Linked DNA regions of Mus musculus: region 2 is linked to region 1. A link is a contact called in ENCODE Hi-C or POLR2A ChIA-PET data. All regions are on one chromosome and are shown on one strand. The core of a region is the stretch at or near the end of the contact, and the rest is flanking DNA. Distances in the headings are between cores, read along the strand shown.

What was found. Hi-C counts contacts between places; a loop is a spot of excess contacts on that map. ChIA-PET counts read pairs that join two places held with the same protein, here RNA polymerase II (POLR2A).
Region 2: a map of left cerebral cortex shows a loop between it and region 1 (1.9-fold over the local background). The contact joins the promoter of B230206H07Rik here to the promoter of Deaf1 in region 1. A Hi-C loop is called at or near these places in 1 of 37 maps with a recorded cell type or tissue (left cerebral cortex). POLR2A ChIA-PET finds 5 or more read pairs at or near these places in 4 of 5 experiments (Patski and embryonic stem cell).

What each region holds. Positions count from the first base shown.
Region 1 is chr7:141,326,225-141,329,215 of GRCm38, reverse strand. It overlaps Deaf1 (DEAF1, transcription factor), which reads left to right and starts at 1,491. Exons shown (of 12, transcript NM_016874.3): 1 at 1,491-1,937. The coding sequence starts at 1,646. It overlaps Tmem80 (transmembrane protein 80), which reads right to left and starts at 1,086. Exons shown (of 6, transcript NM_001141950.1): 1 at 950-1,086.
Region 2 is chr7:141,363,597-141,366,746 of GRCm38, reverse strand. It overlaps B230206H07Rik (RIKEN cDNA B230206H07 gene), which reads left to right and starts at 1,637. Exons shown (of 2, transcript NR_033532.1): 1 at 1,637-1,712.

The sequences.
Region 1 (2,991 bases), core at 242-2,741:
TCAGACACCAATCCCTATCCCAGACACCCTACGGGTGCAAAAGAAGACAAAAGACCCAGAAATTCCAAAACCAGTTTGTCTAAGGAAAACAGCTAACTTATCTAGAATGCTCTTAACAAGCACCCTTTCCCTACCCTTAGCTACAAAAACCCCAGTCTAAAGCGAGTGGCCTATTGTCTTGAACTAACTGTGGTCATTGAGTGACTAGATCCTGTGCCCTGATCATCAAATGGCCAGAATTTAACAGCCACGTCTCTGGAACAAGCCTGCTTTAGTTGTTTGAGGTTGACTAAGTCATTTTTTTTCCCTACAAACGTAATTCTTATTCATCCTTACATCTGGGGTGAGCAACAGGGGAACTCGAGTGTATTGTGGATATGCCAGGGGTGAGCTGAATATACGTATATGGTTGTCCTGGATATTCTCAATGTGTAAACCCGGTGTGCCAAGGGTATATCGAAAAAATGAGAGATAGGTGTATCAAGGGCGTACTCGGGGTGAGCAGCGGGTATGCCAAGGGTGTGCTCAGGATGAGCCATAGGTATGCCATGCATGTCAGCTTTAGTGAAATATGGTTGTGTAGTTCGTATGCCACCATAGTGTACTCTGGGTAATCCACAGGTGGACCCCGGGTCACAGAAGGTGTGATATGGTTGTATACAGGGGCGTATCCCAGTGTGTGCCTCAGGTATATCACTGGAATACAGAGACGAGCTTCGGGACAGCCGCCGGGATACCCGAAGTGCCCCCACGCCCAACCGGAAGACACCCCCCCCACCCCTCGCTCTCCAACTCCGGCGCAGAAATCCGGGCTAGTGGGCTTAAGCCACCAGGTTCCGGAATAACAAGGTGACAATCAGAGGAGTTGCAGAGCCAGCCCAGACAGCCTCTCATCGTGACAGCATGAGACCACACTGTCCCTGCGATCGCGTAGCCCCGCCCGCCTCACCTGGCCGCACGGCCGCCATTTTGCCGCTGGGTCCGCCACAATCCCAGCAGCCTCTTGGCCGCACCCTCCCGCCATCTTCGCTCCTCCCGCCGCGCGGTGCAGCGAGCGTCCGACAGCGGCCGAGGCCCGATTCTCCCGTCCGGCAATACTCGGGAGCTTTCGGATAGAAGGAGGCGGGCACTGAGGCTCCGGAGAACTCGGCTCGGAGGTATTCGGCGGAGTTCGGCGAGGCCTCGTGTGGGTTCGGCTTTCGCCGCCCCGAGAGGGGGTTGGAGAAATCCCGTGGCGCCAGGGTCTGTCTGCGAACCCAGACTTCGTTGGAAGCAGGGGAGAAACTGCCCAGAGCCGGCCAGCTCTATCGGTCGGTGACCACAGTCAGATCCGCTTCTTAGACAGCGAGCAAGAAACGCTCGTAAGCTTTCGGGAAGCTTCGGGACCATTCGTATTATCTAGATTCTGCGCTTCGGGAAACTTCGGAGCTGCTCGGTTCTACACTCGGGCCATCAGCTCGGCTCTGCGGGCAGCTTCGGCTCGGTTCGGCGGGCGTCAGACTGCCTCTTCGGTCGCTGCTCGGGCGGTGGCTTCGGGCGGCCTCGGCCCAACTCGGGCGGCCTCTTCGGGCCCCGCTTCGGGCTCGGTGCCTGGCGCTTCGGGCGGTCCCGGACAGCGCCTTCGGGCGGACTCGGTGGAGTCCGTATGGAGGACTCGGACTCGGCGGCAAAACAGCTGGGCCTGGCCGAGGCGGCAGCTGTGGCGGCCGCTGCCGCGGTGGCGGCGGCCGCCGCGGCCGCAGCGGAAAGCGAGGCGGAGGAGCCGGTGTTAAGCAGAGACGAGGACTCGGAGGAGGACGCAGACTCCGAGGCGGAGCGCGAGACGCGGCGGGTCACCGCTGTGGCGGTGATGGCGGCCGAATCTGGGCACATGGATATGGGTACCGAGGCTCTGCCCAGCCCCGATGAGGCCGCCGCCGCCGCCGCCGCCTTCGCAGGCAAGTGCGCCCGCCGGCCTCGCGCCTCACCGGGTTCCCGCGTGCAAGCTCTGAACACATGCACCAGGCACAGGCCACTTTCCATATGCTTTGTGCATCTGTCATGCACATCTGTCTTCCAGGGAAGGCTCTCTTCCACCTGTCCTGCACACCTGCCCAGCACCTGCCCTGCCAGTGCACCTCACAGTGACCTGCACGCCTGCCCTGCCTCTGTCCATGCCCCTGCACCTGACACCTGCCCCCCATACATGCTCTGTACCACCTGTGCACTTCACACCTGCCCGTGCACTCACAATGCCCTGAACACCTACTCTGCACCTGCCCATGCATCTCACAATGACTTGCACCCTTGCTCTTTCCCTGCCCTGCATCTCACAGTGCCCTGCATGCCCATCTTGCACACACACATGCACACGCACAGCACACTCTCACTCCTCTAGCCTTGCTCTGCACTGTATACAGACGTGTCTCCCTTGTGTGAGTGTGCCTCTCTGTTCTTTGTCTGTTTTACCCTTTGGAACTTTCTCAGTACCTACCACCTGCCTTGTCCTCTCCTGCTGCTTCCTGGGAGCTGAGAGCACAGATGGGTCACATGTGAGTTCTGTTCTAGAGGTGCCCCAGGTATGGTCAGCAGCATTACTGCTGGTAGACCTGTCTGTCTCAAAGGCCAGTTCAAGTGTGACATGAGAGGGGCAAGAGAGTCATCCAAGGCAGGCAACCTTGCAAAGGTAACGATGCAGAAACCAGCCTTGCTTTATATTGTGACATGAGCTGCTCCGTGCTGTATCTCCTAGTCTTCCTATGCAGATATCCCCTCCTTCTCCATCACTTAGTTTTCCATTTTTCTCCTTCTGTTTTCTCACACAAAGAGCACCCGATTCTCATGTTTTATGACAAATGGAGCCTTGAGCTGAGCTGTATCACCCTGTACAGGTGATACCACACCAAACTGCCTCCTACAATCCCACCACACACCCCACCCTTTGACCTTCCTGAGTGTTGAACTCCCTACCAATTGGAGCTCTTATATGTTTTATGCTTGTACATGCGAATC
Region 2 (3,150 bases), core at 388-2,887, 37 kb before region 1:
CTCCAGTGCTGGGAATAAAGGCATGTGCCACCACCACTGCCTGGCTTGTCCACATGCAAATCTGGTGGACCACTTCCACAATTAGTGTTTTCTCTTCCCAAATGAATCTAGTTCAAGTAAAGCTGACAAAAAGACTAAGCAGGACACTTAGCATATAGAAGGTTCTAGGTTCAATCTCCACTGCTACCCCCCCCCCCCCCCGCTCTTCCCAATGTAGAGAGAGAAGAAATCAGTGTTGACCTCTGGTCTCTGACTCTTCTTGCACTCAGGCATGTAAGCATGTATACACACACACACACACACACACACACACACACACACACACATACACACCACTGTTGCACTCAAAGCAGGAAGATGAGGTTTCAAATGCCTTATTTGGGAAGTTACAGAAAGATTTTTGTATATTATATTATTTAATTTTAAGGCAGTTGTGAGCTGCCGCAAGGGTGCTGGAAACTGAACCCGGCTTCTTTAGAGGAGAGACCAGTTCTCTTAACCACTGAACCATCTCTCTGACCCCTCAGAAAGTTCTTGCTCAGGACCTGTAGGTGGAAAGCCTAGCAGGGCTCTCTGAGTTTTGAAACTCACCTTAGGGATGCTGAGTCCTAACCAAGTATCCAAAGATCCTCCTTGAACTCGACCCCGTGCTTCTCCCTGTTCCCCTGCTACTCGCCTGTACCTCAAACCCTGAAGAAAGTTCTTAAGCAGCTGTGCCCCTAATACCATCCACAGTGAGGTGTGCACTTAAGACCACTCAGTGTGCAATGTGTCTCTTGACAGCACTTTGGGGAGTGGTGATCAACAAAAGAAGTTTTGGTTGTTCTTTGGGGCAGGGTAGCACTATAAGCCTGCTCTGGCCTCAAACTCATGGTAATCCTCCTGCTTCAGCATTCCAAACGATAACATGACAGGCACGAATCACCATGCCTGGCAAGCGACTCTTAGGCTTTGTATGCTCAGAGCTGTATAGCTTGGCCATCACTCCTCTCTGCTCCATGCCCCATAGCAGCACACACACATTGTCTCTTTGAACTCAAATTCACGTCTTCTTGTTTGAGCACAAGTTATTTGGCTACAGATCTTCTCCATGCTTTCTCTCTGACACTTGACAGTTTTGCCTGTCATGTTGCATTCAATACTCCCAGGGGAACATTCAGGGCCAGGGTAGATCCTTTCTGCTTCTCCACACAAAAAGCATTTTCTCGGCATTCACCCATGTCCAGGGTCCCTTCATGGGATTTGCACAGAGATTTAGCCACTTTGGCTAAGCATCACTGTCCCCAGGTTAAGTGTGCATCTTGTGCTGGGTCACCCAGGTAGAAGGGACATCTCAGCTTCTCTGTCATTCCTCCAATTACCTTGAGAAGTCAACTATTTTATATCTTTTTCTAAGAAAGACGGGAAAGCCTCTTCTGAGTGGTATAGGAAGCCCTGTGTTTGAATGGCCTGCTGTGGGTGGTCAGGAGGTTGGCAGATCACAAAGACATGCTTGTCCCCAGACAGAGATGGGCCTTGTTCATGGAAATATTTGTTGGTGGTGGAGCTAGGCACAGAGCAGTAGTCACAGCAGTCCCACACACGAAGAGCTTATTGGCTAAGTAGCTTAGAAACCAACTCTAGGTTTGGGGGTTTTAAGTTCATTCTTCGTTCTTGTCCAGGGCAAATCTACCCAACCTATGGACAGACCCTCTTCAGCTGGGTTCCCACAGGTAGGGCAAACCTTTCCCATTCCTGCTGACTTGCTGGGTAGGGATCAGGGAGAGTTGTATTATAATTAGGAAAGTTGCACTTGAACCCCAGCCTAGGTGACCTGGGTTCTTTGTGTCTCATTCTTTAGTCTAGACCAGAGTGAGGTCACCCAATGCTAGAGATAGTGCTTGCTGCATGGTTCTTGTTTGTTATCTCTCATTTGCAGGCCCCGGATAGTGACATCCAAAGAGGGAAGAGTAAGTAGTTAGGGAAGGTCCCAAGCTAACTCGCCCTGGGGCTGTAACACTTCCATCTCTTCACTAGGTGCCTGTGATGGGTGGTCCTCTGCTATTCTCTTTGAAAGGTTCTGAGGGTTCAGGACTTAGCTCTGTTGGCAGAATGTTTCCCCTCTATCCCCAGCAACACATTAAACTGGGTGCCTGCCTAGAAGCCTTCGAGGCCATCCATCAGCCACATCAAAAGTATGAGGCGTGTGCTATGTGAGATTGTGCCTCACAGAATTAATAAGGAAAGCTGTCTCAGCCTTTAGGGATGGTTATTGCTGCAGAGGACCAGGGTTGGGGTTCCAGGACCCACAACTATCTATAACTCCAGTTCCAGAGAATCTGTCTGGCCTTTGTGGGCACGGCACACATGTGGTGTATATGGTGTACATACATGTAGGACATGTACAGGCAAACATTCATACACATAAAGTAAAAGCAAGAAAATCTAAAAAATATTTAAAAGTAAAGATTTTTGACAGTTTTTTTCTTGTTTGTTTGTTTGTTTGTTTGTTTGTTTTTGTTTTTTTTAACTCTGTAACCCTGGCTGGACTGGAACTTGCTGTGTCGACCTACTTCTAATTCACATAGATCTCCCTCCTGCCTCTGCTTTCTGCTTTCTGTAATTAAATGTGTATGTTACCACACCCAGCTCTCTACTTTTTAAAAAGGACCTAGAGGTGGTAGAAGGCCCTTGAGAGAAGAAGGGACAACTTCCAAGAACTCAGAGGCCTGAGCCAGTTGTTCAGCTGGGGCCCCAAGCACATGGGAGTGAGGAGTCCAGAGCTCCTGGGCAGGGGAGGCTGCTTGGTCTGGAGCCGCCTCAGCTCTGTGGAAGCCACAGTAAGTGTAGGCAGATGGGGAAGGGCTAGGAGGGTTAGATGAAGCAGATACAGGTTCTGGAGACTCCCTAAGGGTGGCGCCAACCATCTTGGAGAGAAGACTGCTGGAAAGACTGGGTCCTGTAGGGCTTGTCTGAGCTGAGGGGCTGGAGCCTCTGAGACCTGAGGCCAAGTCTGGGTAGGTGGTGGATTAGTTGAGGGGCACAGTCTCTTCACCTCAGTCTCGGCACAGTACGTTGAGGATTCAGGTGATCCTTGTCAGGATTTGACTCACTAGCAATTTGGAATGCAGGACAGTCCTCACACCAGATACAAGGTATCTAACAGTCACC